Linked DNA regions of Mus musculus: regions 1 and 3 are each linked to region 2. The links are chromatin contacts, found by POLR2A ChIA-PET in ENCODE. All regions are on one chromosome and are shown on one strand. Each heading gives the region's core, a stretch centred on a gene start or an enhancer-like site at or near the end of the contact. The rest is flanking DNA. Distances are from core to core; before and after follow the strand shown.

What was found. ChIA-PET counts read pairs that join two places held with the same protein, here RNA polymerase II (POLR2A).
Region 1: POLR2A ChIA-PET joins it to region 2 with 17 read pairs in embryonic stem cell. The contact joins the enhancer-like site here to the promoter of Sp1 in region 2. POLR2A ChIA-PET finds 5 or more read pairs at or near these places in 4 of 5 experiments (Patski and embryonic stem cell).
Region 3: POLR2A ChIA-PET joins it to region 2 with 14 read pairs in Patski. The contact joins the promoter of Zfp740 here to the promoter of Sp1 in region 2. POLR2A ChIA-PET finds 5 or more read pairs at or near these places in 4 of 5 experiments (Patski and embryonic stem cell).

What each region holds. Positions count from the first base shown.
Region 1 is chr15:102,248,112-102,252,419 of GRCm38, forward strand. Rarg (retinoic acid receptor, gamma) reads right to left here. Exons shown (of 10, transcript NM_011244.4): 3 at 4,308. Among named protein-coding and RNA genes, the nearest start is that of Rarg, 7.3 kb to the right of the region's middle. Within about 2 kb of position 1,461, at least 3 of the 3 ENCODE cell types and tissues checked have a DNase peak (open chromatin) inside an H3K27ac peak, as active enhancers do.
Region 2 is chr15:102,403,930-102,408,277 of GRCm38, forward strand. Sp1 (trans-acting transcription factor 1) reads left to right here and starts at 2,387. Exons shown (of 6, transcript NM_013672.2): 1 at 2,387-2,493; 2 at 3,843-4,003; 3 at 4,287-4,348. The coding sequence starts at 2,487.
Region 3 is chr15:102,201,811-102,206,109 of GRCm38, forward strand. It overlaps Zfp740 (zinc finger protein 740), which reads left to right and starts at 1,835. Exons shown (of 8, transcript NM_001289691.1): 1 at 1,835-1,992; 2 at 2,761-3,276; 3 at 3,419-3,495. Csad (cysteine sulfinic acid decarboxylase) reads right to left here and starts at 3,242. Exons shown (of 18, transcript NM_001359126.1): 1 at 2,329-3,242; 2 at 1,327-1,450; 3 at 634-764.

The DNA of each region.
Region 1 (4,308 bases), core at 211-2,710, 160 kb before region 2:
AGGCTGCCAGGGACTCAGGGGGCAGGGCTGAAGAGGAGGGCCTAAAATGCGGATGGCGATGGTGGGCTGGGGTGGACTGGCAAACTGGGAGCTTGCAGCAGGCACGAAGACAAGATCTTTCCAACCTAATGTGAACTTTCCCATAATGTCCAACACTCCATTTCTGAATCCAACCGTACCCACACCCCCCCCCAAAAAAAAAAAACAGAAAAAAATAAAGTCCGGGACTAAGTATCTGAATTGGAATAGAACCAGTAGGCAAAAAAAGTAGAAAATGAAGAGTACCCCCCCACACAAAAAAAAGCAACATGAAAAAAGAGTCTTGACGAGTCAACTTCAGGCTTGTAAGTTCCCCTTCCCCCTCCGAAATCTGAAAGGTCCCAATTAAGTCAGGCCTGCCTGGTTGGTAATTAGAACCAGAAGTGGCCAGGCCACAGGGAGGGGGTTGGGAGAAGGGCACAAAAGTGTGGGGGGGGGGGCTCCAGGAAGCCATGAGTTCTCAAAAGCCCCCCTTTCTCTCCACCAGATGCACCCCAGTCTTCATCACCCCATCTGTGTGTACTTTGCGAGCATTACTGGGAAAAGGTACTAAGGTATCAGACCAGTCTATGCCATCAGTCCCAGCCCTTGCTCAAGACACAGTATAGCCTTGACTAGAAAGCAAAATGGGGGGAATCTAGTGCCCCTCTTTTCCCCAAAGCACCCCCCAACCCTTATTGCAGCAATTAGACCCATTAGCCTCTAGCATTTCATGGGAACCAGATGTTCCCCACCAGCCTTGGTGGGGGCATGAAGGGGGGGCTGGTGCCTGACTCACCCCCTTCCCTATGATCCCCACCACCAGGGTGCACCCCCCTCCCAGCTAGATCCTGGAAAAGCTATGGTCCCGGGGGAAAGAATGTGCCCCTCCCCCACTGAGAAGGCCAACAGCACTGAGGCTTCTAGCCTGGTCACCCCTCAGAGCTCTACCAGTTCCTGGCAAAAAAAAAAAAAAAAAAAATGTGAGTTTGGCCTGGACTGGGTTGGGGGAGCGGGACAGCGAAGTCCTCTCTCTCTCTCTCTCTCTCTCTCTCTCTCTCTCTCTCTCTCTCGGTCTTGCTACCTTTTCGTGAGGTTTGAGGATCACACACTTGGAGTTCTCCCTGCTTAATAACCCTCCCTTTCTTCCAAAAATCTCACTCTAAAAACTGAAGAGGTATTTCAAACCAAAGTCGGCCCCGCCCAAAAGGGTAAGTCCTAAAGGGATAGGTCCCACCTGAGGAGCTCTGGGAGGGGTCTTTCGAAGACAAGAAGAGGGGGTGGCAGAGGGAGGTGTGAAAGAGAGGGTGAGGCCCAAGGCGAGGACGTGAGGCACTCTTGGCAGGGTGGGGGCTGGGACAGGGTAGGGGGCCAGGAGAGGGGGGGTGCCGCCTGGGCCCCAGCAGCGGCAGCAAGCTCGGCTCCCCCCGCCGGAGAGGTTTCCTGTTGCAATCAAAGCCCCGTTTGTGTCGGCCTGGGGCTGGAGTTGGAGCCGGAGGAGGAGGAGAGACTGGGAGGGGAGGAGAAAGAGGCAGCCACTGGGGTTTTTTTCCTGGAGGAGACTTCGCTGCCGCCTGCTTGCCTGCCACCCTCATCTGCCATGACTTTCTTTCCTTACTTTTTTCCCTTGTGCCTCCTGGCCCCTCTCTGGGTCTGCACCTGTATAGCTGCCCCTCTGGACTAGGTCTGGGCATCTCCAGCTTCAACCCTTTTCTCCTTGTGCCAGTCTGCTCTCAGTGTCCCTGCCCCACAGACACTGGCCCCACCACCATGGCGACTATTACCGCCACAATACTTGAAGGACAAACTGGGCCAGGTCTTCAAGACCACAGGATCCTTTCTCTGCTGGTACACTCTGCCCCTGTAATCTGGAAAAGCAAATAGACTACACATCAGTGTTCGTGAGAGATACACGGAGGTCCAGACACTTGGCCTTTCATTCGCAGGCCTGTATGCACGCATGCATGCATACACACGGGTGCGCGTGCACTCCCTCCGTTTTTCATGCACACAGGTCTATGCTTGCCTAGCTCGGCAGCTCAGGCTCCCCTCTCCTCTCCCCTCCTCCATGACAGGGTTCTATGATGCCTGCCTCACCCACTGAGGCCCCAGGAGAGCCCCAAGAGGTGGAGCAAGATTTCTTCTCACCAAGGATATCCCCAAGGTGCCAGGGGCTGACTCTTCAATCCAAAATCCAGCCCCCAAGGAGAAGCTTCAGGCCCCTCCTTAAACCATCCCTTCTTATCCTGAGAAAGAAAGAGGGTGGTACACTGAATATGAGAGATAGAGGCTCCTTGCAGTGTAGGTGAGTATGGGTGTGTCGTCATCAGATTTATGGCTCTGATCCACCCCTCCCATTTATGATTAGATGGCTACATCCAAAAAGGGACAGCGGATCAAAGCAAAGGAGAGATGTCACTCTCTCATCCTCTGGTCCATTACTCTCCCACCAAGAGAGGGTCCCTAAACTCCAGGATTCCTTCTTCCCTTCAGCTGGACGCCCCACCCCAAGCACACTGTCTGGACCCAGGCCTTCTCCTCCTCCCTACCCCACCTGCTACCTCTCTGCCTGGGCCTGTCCCTCCATGCTAGCCCGCCACACCCTCCTCAGCTGCCTTCCCTGGTGTTGGTGCTCTCCTTCAGGGTGACCTTTGAGGATGGGGCTCAGCCTGCTGCTTTTGATACCGTGACCTCACTTTGAACCCTGACCTCCATCTCCCTGTATCTAGGATACAAAGAACACAAGGAGACTTTCACTGGGTACCAGCCATGTCTCTTAGCGTCCTTCCTACCACCAGCTTTTCCCATCTTCCTTTCTGACTTCAGCTCCTTTAAGTCACCTCCCATAGAACCTGGGGAAATCAAGTCGGAAGACTCTATGATTAGGCTGTGTGGTTCTCTGCAAGGAATACGTTTCACGGGAGTTAAGGCTTATTCCCACTGCCTGGTGTCAGGCAGGTTCACAGAATGACACTCAGAGAGTCCAGCTGAAGTTTCCAAACACACACCCTGCACACCACACTGTAACCTCCGTTGTATTACAGCCACACAAGTAGCCCCTACATTCTTGATATTCAACCCTCCTGATTCTTCACAGTTTTTGTTGCATACACTGGAGTTCTGTGCAGAAGCAGTCTTCGAGATGCTGTGTACGCATACACTACAAGTGGACTGGGAGACAAACACACACACTCCAGATAAAGTCACCCCTATATACGAAGCACACCAGTGTCCCCACTTTGCCTTAAAGGCCCTCCTTCTCTTTGGCTCAGTGTCCCGGCTACACCTTTATTGTTATTGTTGCCGCTGCTGTTGTTCCTTGAAACAGGTTTCTCTGTGTAGACCAGGCTGGTCTCAAACTCAGAGATCCCTGCCTCGCCCTCATGACTGCTGGGATTAAAAGTGTGAACCACCATGATAAAGACTGTGTACTCATCTTTCTTTTTCTGTCTCTATTGCCCTGCTCCTGGCAAACCTTTCATTTAACCTCTTCTGTATACACAGAGCCCTGTGCCAGAAACTGGAGTCCGAGGCCCCCTACCACACCCCTGTCTGTCATGTCCTGGTCAGGAGTGACAATCACCAAGTGGGCAAAGAAGGGTCCCAGAGGGAGAGAGGAAGCTCAGGCCTTACTTGCTGGCAGCATTGAAAAGCTTAACCTAAAGAGGACAGGCCCCAGGACAAGCAGGGGTCTGCAGCGTGTGGGGACTATTCCAGACCAGGAGGGAGGGGAGGAGTCCAGAAACATGTGACTAAGGAGAGGATACTCCCCAGTAACCCTTGCTCCAGTCTAGATATGTTGTAGACCAAGAGCTACCTCTTTGCCACTGGGCTACTTCTGTCCTCAGAACCTTCAGGCATTTTCCCATACGTCTTTACGCACCGGGCACTAAGTTTCCTTCCTATTGGCAGCCTTAGAAACCCAACAGCCCTTCTTCATCACAGAGACAGCTGACGGACTGACTTCTCAGATTCTCTAGTCCCCCGCCTGTCCTCCCGACCACCCCCAACCGCATGCAGCCTTAAAGGACACTAGACACACAAGCAAGCTCAGGTGTCCACAGGACTGTGACCCCTCCTGTGCTGAGTCCCCCAGGAGGCAGTTTTAGGTCCTCTACTTTGAGATCATATTTAAACAGAACTGCCATCCATAGATACTATCCTCAAATACATCTAACTCCACCCCCACTACCCTCATCTTTGCCCACCTTTCCAACAAGGGTGTCCATTTTCTAGATCACACCCTACCCATCTGCCCTCATTTCCTCCCCAAGACCCCTGAGACTCACA
Region 2 (4,348 bases), core at 1,137-3,636:
GACACTTGGAATCCCCAAGCTGGAAGGGAGTCAGGGAGATTGTTGGTTCCAGGCTAGCCTGGGCTACATAATAAGATCCTGTTTCCTGTTCTTGAAAGACCAGGTTAAAAAAAAAAAAAAAGATGGTGATAGCCCATGCCTTTAATCTCAGCCAGTACTCAGGAGGCAGAAGCAAGTAGATCTCTGTGAATTTGAGGCCAGCTTGGTCTACAGAGTGATTTCTAGATAGCCAGGGCTACACAGAGAAATACTGTTTACCCTGGCCACACCCTCACCCCCCCTCACCCCCCCCCAAAAAAAAAGAAAAAGGGAAAGAAAAAAAAAAAAAGATTTCATAGAGGACTTTATTTTGGTAGTTCAGGTTTTCCTCCATGTTTCCGAAACCTGATTGCTTCAGCCTCCCAAGTACAGAATTACAGGAATTGTCACCATATGAGGCTATATAGGACTTTTTAGGACAAAACTTATTATTTATTAGCTTTGTAATCTTGGGCATGTTACTTCTCAAATTAATTTTTCTCCACTTAATATTTCTGATGCTGAATATCTTTCTTTCTTTCTTTCTTTCTTTTTTTTTTTTTTTGGTTTTTCGAGACAGGGTTTCTCTGTGTAGCCCTGGCTGTCCTGGCGCTCACTTTGTAGACCAGGCTGGCCTCGAACTCAGAAATCCAATCTGCCTGCCTCTGCTTTCCATTGCCCGGGTGAATATTTTTCTTAACGTCTTAATTTTCGTTGTTGTTTTGAAACATTGTTGGTCTGCACAGCCCTAGCTGTCCTGAAACTCAGTATGTAGATCAGGTTGGCATCAAACTTAGAAGAGATCCTCCTGCCTCTGCCTCCAGAGTTGGGTCCTAAAAGTGTGTACTACCATGCCTTACATTGAGTTTGTCATAATCAGTGCTAAATGCCTATTTAACTGGGACAACCAGGTATCTCAGCTGTCACTTCACATTTCCAAGGCCATCTCCAAAGGAGCAGAGAGCCTCGGTTCCTATCTTTAAAGTGTTTCCCTTTTTTTACAGGAGCATCCAGCCCGTAAAGTAGGACACATTAAGTGATTAACTGTATTAGTTCCAAGTACTAAACGTGGTGACACCAGTCAGTGACAAAGTTTAAATGAGGAGAAAGAAGGCGAAATGGAGGCCAGAGATTGAGGTGCCTAAGGCAAAATCTTTAACCTTTGTGATTGCAAAAGGAAGTAACTAGGTTAGCGTGCTTTCTACTAAGAGGGAAAATGGAAGTAGTTTATGAGAGCTTGGCTTCACGAAGTTCCCCAGCGTGCGTTACTCTGAAAGCTGAGTTGGTTTAGCAGGTCTGGGGCAGCTTAAGAAAATGGCGCTTGCTACATCTTCCCGAAAGACTTCCATATTGGTCAGCTCAGTCGACTTGGGTTTTCGCGTGCCGTCACCAAGCTGTCGTCCCGCCCGCCGCCGCAGGGCTTCCACCCACGGCCAGGGGGAGCCGCCCGCCCATCCCGGCAGGGGTGACATTCGAGGGGTGCTGTGTAGGAGCGGGGAAGGGACAACCCGAACAGTCTCGGGCGACGCGACACTCTCGCCCTCACGCGTCTCGACTCTGACACTTGTGGAGGGCTCCACTCAAGCGCACACCCTAACGAGGGAAGGAAGCCTCCCGAGGAGGGCCAACATGGCGACCAACTCCTTTTGGCACAGCCCGGTTCCCTCCTCAGGATGGGCGGCCCTGTAACGACCATTGGCCAAAGCTAGAGGCGGTGCCATGCTGCCTTCGCTGCCTCATTGGCTTGAGTATCGGAGGAGGAAGCCTGTTCTCCTCTCCCCATTCCAAGTTCCAGCCTCCACCTTCTCCTCGGCGCGTAATTGGCTGTTCGTTCACGTCAATACGCGTCCTGTTCCGGCTCTTTTCAGTTATCGTCCAATCAGAACTTTCTTAACTGCCCGCCTGAATTCTGATTGGTTTAGGAAGCTTGCTCCTATCCCATTCCGGCCTATTTCTTACTCTTCCCCCTACACGGACTTTGCCCAGGCATGCCCAGGATTCTGGTTGGTCGTTGTCCTGTCTTTCTTACTTAAGCTCTTCCTATCCCTACCGCTCACGGAGCCCGCCTGGAGGTTGACTGGTTTCTCTGCAAGTCCATCGTCATCTCATCCCGCCCACCACCACTTCCTGAGTTTCTAATTGGTTGCTAAAACTGAGAGGGCGGCCTTTCTGGGCGGAAACCAAGTACGCAACTTGCTCTTACACGCCTCAGCGAGAGAGCGAGTCCTACCATTGGGTAGGCAGCCCGCCTTTCCTCTGCAAGGCCCTCCTTTCACCCTCCCTCATTGGGCGGGGCAGTAGATAAGGGGCGGGGATTAGGCCGGGCTTGTGGTGCGCTGCTCCCTCCTCCTTACCCCCCCCTCCCTGTCCGGTCCGGGTTCGCTTGCCTCGTCAGCGTCCGCGTTTTTCCCGGCCCCCCCCAACCCCCCCGTACAGGACCCCCTTGAGCTCGCCCCTCAGCTGCCACCATGAGCGGTAAGGATGAGTCCACTCCGAGCCTAGGGGTGGGAGGGGAGTGAGGGGGCGCGCGCGAGGACCGACCGGGCGGTCCCCGCTGTGAGGGGGGGCGGGCGGGAGGCGGCGGCGGCGGCCTTGGTCCCGCCCGGGGCGGAGGGAAGGGAGGGAGAAGGGGCAGTGGCGGGGCCTCGGAGGAGGAGGGGGATGGGCTACCCGCCCCGGGGGAGGGGGCAGCGTGGCCTCGCCCGCCCCCTGCCCGCCCCGGCCACGAGGGACGGGCCTTACCCCCCACTACCCGGCCGGCCGCCTGAGGCTCCTCCCGTCGGGGGCTGGCGCCGCGGGGGCGGCCCGACCAGTGCAGGCCCCGCCTGGGCCAACCGCCTCCCCGGTCCGCCCGCCCTCCGGTCGCAGCCTGCCCCGGGCCCTCCCCCGCACCCCCGTAAATTTCCCTTCCCCCATCCGACCCGCCCTTGCCACGCCTCTATCCCCGAAACCGCCCCTTCCTTCTTTGGACCGCCTCCTCAGCCCCAAACCTGGGTTCTAATCCCTAGACCCTTACCTGTCCTCTCAGATGTTTCCTCACCTTCTCTTAGGATTTACTCTTTCTCAGTCCCTTCCTGTTATTGTTTACACTAGATCTTTCTTCATCTCTTATAGTCCTAATTTTAGCACACTTTCCATCCACCCACATGTTGGGTCTCCTTTTCCTTCCAGGATGCATTTTTTTTTTTTTTCTTTTTTGAGATAGGTTCTATGTGGTATTCGTAGTAACTCGAAGTTACTATTGCAGCCCTCAGACTTTTAGCTGTCTAGGTGCCTCTTCCTCTTGAGTGCTGGGATTAAGAGTGCTATCAACCCTAAGGAGCAACTCTTTATTTCTGAGACACTGAAATTCCAAATTCCCTTTCTCAAAAGGGCTATTTGTATTGGGATCAGTTCTTACTCTGTAGGCCTGGAAGACCTAGAACTGGTGAACCACCTGGCTCATCCTTCCAAGTCTTGGGATTATAGGTGTGAGTCACCATGCCTAGCTTCCAAAGCAATTTTTGAGTCATTTCTGGGGTTAATTTGTGCATAGGAAAATAGTGGCCTGTCTTGGGCACCATTAAGCTATGTGTCTATGGCTTTGGCATCCCAATTTACTATGTAGCTGAGGATTTCTTTGAACTTTTGCCTCCACTTCCAAATTCTGGGATTTTAGGCTTACCACCATATTTAGACCTATCTGGCTAAGATCTTTTTAAAAACTGTTCTGTCAGTCATTGCTGACGGTCAAATCCTTAATTTTAAATCTTATGTTGTTTTTAACACACCCCCCCCTACACACACACATACACTTAATTTATTTCTTTTGTAATTATTTTTAGACCAAGATCACTCCATGGATGAAGTGACAGCTGTGGTGAAGATTGAAAAAGATGTTGGTGGCAATAATGGGGGTAGCGGCAATGGTGGCGGTGCCGCCTTTTCTCAGACTCGAAGCAGCAGCACAGGCAGTAGCAGCAGCAGTGGTGGCGGAGGAGGGCAGGTGAGTGATCAAGGATGGGGAATGTGTTGAAAGGGTATAAATATTCTTAGAAACTTCCTTAACCAAAAATTCTGGGAAGAAAAATACAGTAGGGAAGTACACTCAGAAAGATAGGTGATCTAGAGGGTCCCCAGATACGAAAGTTGGAACAGTATACAGAAAGTGAGCATTTTGTTTCTGGTTTTTGCTCTATATTCCTGCATTGTTGCTGTTTTGTCTGTTGAATACTGCCCCCTAGGCCAGCTATTGGGTGCCACTAACTCCTTTCCTCTCTTCTGGCCAGGAATCCCAGCCATCTCCTTTGGCTCTGCTGGCAGCAACCTGCAGCAGAATTGAGTCACCCAA
Region 3 (4,299 bases), core at 585-3,084, 200 kb before region 2:
AAAAATTATGTAGTTTTGTATTCTATAGACTGGCAATGGATTAGGTGGTTCTTTGTTTTCTAAAGATTGTGGGGGCTGGAGAGATGGCTCAGTGGTTCAAATCCCAGCAACCACATGGTGGCTCACAACCATCCGTAATGAGATCTGACTTCCTCTTCTGGAGTGTCCAAAGACAGCTAGAGTATACTTACATATGATAAATAAATAAATCTTTAAAATAAATAAACAAACAAACAAATAAATAAATAAAGTTTGTGTATCTCTAGCTGGTAGAACTTGCTATGTATACCAGGTTGGCCTTAAACTCACAGGGATTGGCCTGCTCTGCCTTTCAGGTGCTGGGATTAAAGATATTTGTCACACTCCCCTGCTTTTTTTTTTTGTTTTTTGTTTTGTTTTTTTATTTTTCCAAGACAGGGTTTCTCTGTGTAGCCCTGGCTGTCCTGGAACTCACTCTGTAGACCAGGCTGGCCTCGAACTCAGAAATCCACCTGCCTCTGCCTCCCAAGTGCTGGGATTAAAGGTGTGTGCCAACAACACCCGGCTACACTCCCTTGCTTAAGCTAATGTTTAAAACTGTATGATTGTTTCTGATGTGACTCTGTCCATGCAAGTTCAAGAGCCTGTACACACCTGGACTGCTTATTCCTTTAGAAGCAAGGTCTCTTCCCCAACCTGGGGCTCTAATTTTCTCAGTTAAGGTGGAATCCAGCAAGTCCAGGGGATTCTCCAGTCTCCACCTTTGTCAGAGCAGGCTTGTTAACCTGGAAAACAGAATCCAAACTCTGGTCCTAGTTTCCCAGCAAGCACTCTTAACAGCTGGGTCATCTCTTCAGGTCCCTACATTTGTTTTAAAAACATTCCTGGTGACATGTCTCTCCATTTTATGTCAGTTTCAGAATGACCCTAAGGGAAATGGAACTTACTTTAGTGGTGTAAAAGGTACAGGACTGTGGTTAGGAATCCATATGCTTTTTGGATAGTGTCTTACTGTCACTTAAACTCACCAGACAGCAGTTAGAATAGAAACTGGGACTTAAGTGGAATTCACGTTTCCTTCTGCCAAGTGTGCACTTAGAATAGTCCTATCTTTTAGCAGAACTCCTCTCTAATGCTACAAGTGGGGCGCTAGTATTCGAGGATAGGCTCAAATTTCCAAAGGGGGCCTGGCCCAGAGGACAACACGCACTTCCAAATCTCCAACAAGACTAGTCCACTGAAGGGAAAAAAGGCCTTTTCTTGAAAGGAAGCCTAGTTTGGCTAGGTCAAGACTGCGGGGCCGGAGCACGTTTGCCTTGGCTATTGAGGGAACTCACTGAGACTCACATGCAGATTGTGGTTTAGTGTGTACCGCAGGACTGCGCAACGGCTCAACTCTCCTCCCAGCTGACCTCAGTCTGCAGGTCTGCACCCCACAGCAGCAGGCACCGGAAAAACAGACCTCACCAAGCTTTAAAAAAAAGATCAGAGGTACGAACTGTCCCGGCTTCTACCTGGGGCGTCAGGAGAGAGACGGAGATTCTGCAAGAATCAACCAGCGCACCTAGCGAACCTTCTCAAAGAACACTCAGTACCTAAAGGTTCCCTAAAGGTTCCAGGCGAGCCTGGGAGCTGCCCTCAGTGAAGATGGCGGCCGGGGCGCTCGCGCGCCACGGCGCAGGCGCCGCCCTTCGCACCACCCTCCTCCGGTCCTCCGGGCCGTCCCCCTCCCGCTCGCCAGCTGCAGCTCTCCGCGCGTCCCCAGCCTCACCCCTTTTCGGAGGGCCCCCCCTCCTGTCCCGGCTCCGGAGCCCGGAAGTGGATGTGGCCGCTTGGCAAAGAGGGGGAGGGGGACGGAGAAGTGCTTCCGGGGAAACGGGCCCCGGGTTGGTGTTTGTAAACTTGCCTCGGTCCCGACGCGGGGAGCGGCGGCCGCGGGCTTGGCACGGGGTGCCTGGGGCCTGGAGGGGGCGCCGCGCGGCGGAGGAGACGGCGGGAGGCCGCGCCAGGCAGGTAGGCGCGCGCCGCGGGGAGGCAGCGTCGAGCGGGCGGGCGAGCGGGCGGACAGCAGCTCGCAGGCCGTGGGGCGCCGCGCGCGAGGGGGGAGGGGAGCGCGGCGGAGGAGGGGCGCGCGGCGGAGGGAGGGGGCGCGAGGGGAGGGCCGCCGCCGCCCCGCCCCCCACCGCCCCGCCGGGAGAGGGGGCCTTGCCCGGGAAGGGGGGGGGAAGCGCGGGCGCGAGCACGCAGGTCGCGCGCGGCTCGGCGCTCCCGGGGCTGCGCGCTGCGGCTGCCTGCAGAGCGCGCGCACACACGCCCGCCCTCCGCCTCCGCGGCGGCGAATTTACGAACCTTCGGGCGGACTCCGAGCGACGCTCACGTGCGGGCACTGCCAGCCACCCCGGCGCTCGGCGGAGGCCTCCCGAGCTTCCTTCCAACACAGTTCTGCCCTCGTCTGTGGAGTGCCAGCTTTGCAGGCCGGCCCACTCCGCACAAAAGCCCCAAAGGGCCTCCGCCCCCTTCTTCCGTTCCTAAGATGGCAAATCCCAGCTCTTACTCTCTTGGCAGATCCTCTCTATAGGAGGCCCAACTTACTTTTGCTCCCGTTGGCTGCTCTTTCGGCCCAGGAGGCCAGTTTCTTCTACTGACCTAGAAAGAAAGCTCTCGACTCATGTCCTCCTTTTGAGCTTCAGAACGCCCAGCAAAATAAGTTGAGGGAGCTTCGATCGTTGTTTGGCCTGAAGATGTTACACCTAAGGGCCTCATCTCCCTTTCTGGTTTCAGGTTTCTGGAACAGACCTAGAGCTTCACCAAGAGAATTCAACTTGGAAACCAAGACTGGTAGACTCTCGTTTCTTCCGACAAGAGGCAGAAGTCAGAGAGAGACTGCGGATTCTTGGGACACCTGTTTTCCTTTTGGAGGACACCGAGTTCTTTGAGAAGACAGTTCAATATGGCAAAGGAACTGAAAGAACGGGGAGGAGCCGTTACTGTGATTTGGTGACGGTTCTTCAGACAACCAGTGTCTTAAGGAAAACTGGGACAGAGAACTTCTGAACTTTTTGGGTTCGTTAAGTGAGAAGTCAGCATGGCTCAGGTAAAAAGCTCTCGAGTCCTCCTTCAAGACCGTTCACTGGGAAGCCTCTTTGCAGTGTCACCCTTGAATTCTGCCTTAGCCAACAGTATTGACCATCCCCAGTGAGCCGAGCTCTGTATTAAGCGCCAGGGGGAGATCTAGAGGAAGGAAAGGAGACAGGCCACAGCCCCTGCCTTCAGGGAGCTTCCAGTCAAATGAAGGAGGTAGGCTATATATCACGTCACAGGCACTGATGGGCCATTGGCAAAGCACCTTGTACCCGGTGTACTTTTGGTACGTGAAGTACTCGGGCATAAGGGAGTGTATAGTCTGGTGAATGCTTCATTTGTTTTTTTTTCCCAACAGGAATTTTATTGAGCTCCTGTTACATGCACGGCATTGTGTTTGGAATACAAAGATGAATAAGATTGCCCTTGTCCCCAGTAAGCTCCCAGGCTAGTTGGGGGGAGGGGGAGGGATGACGGCAAGACAGTCTGTTATTTATTATTTTTATATTCACGGTGCCCTGCGTGATAGCTGGCTGGTACTAGAGACTCTGAATCAGTTGACTAAAGGAGTTCTCAGTGATAGAAGGATTGTGACTGCGTGGTGGTACCTCTGCCTGGATGGGGGGGGGGGGGGGGAAGGAAGCCTGCAGGTAGCATAGGATTTTGCTAGAGAAGTCAACAGAGAAGGGCACTCAGACAGAGGGAGGGGCTTAGAGGGATGGGACACCACTGGATGGTTTGGTGGGTAGTTAAGGAGCAAAGGATTACAAATGGGGGATCATTAGATGGGGTTAGGTAACGAAGGATGGGGGGTTACTTCCTAGAGAAGTCAGTGGAATGTGGTCCAAGGGCTTTTTGTGCTTTTCCTAAGGAGTTAGACATTATTATCCAGGGAGTGGGGAGTCCCCGAAGAATGTTAAACTCCAAAGTAATGTGGTCCAGAAGATAGCTGTTTTTGTGAAGGTGGCAGATGGTTTGGAAGGACCAGAGGGACGGAGGGACCGTTGTAGTCTTCTGAATGGAGAGCCGTGCGCTTCTCTGAGCTTTCTCTGAGGAAACCAGTCTCACCAGGACGGCAGCCTGAGTGTAGAGGGGTTGGCTTTCTTCCAAGTGCTGCAGCATGCCTCTGGGTCTCTTCCTTTGTCTGTCTGCAGCGTACTCCACAGCATCGTGCTCACTGTTCTGAAAGGGTTGGTTGCTTCTGCCAAGCATTGACTTTGTGCTTGACACTAAGCATTT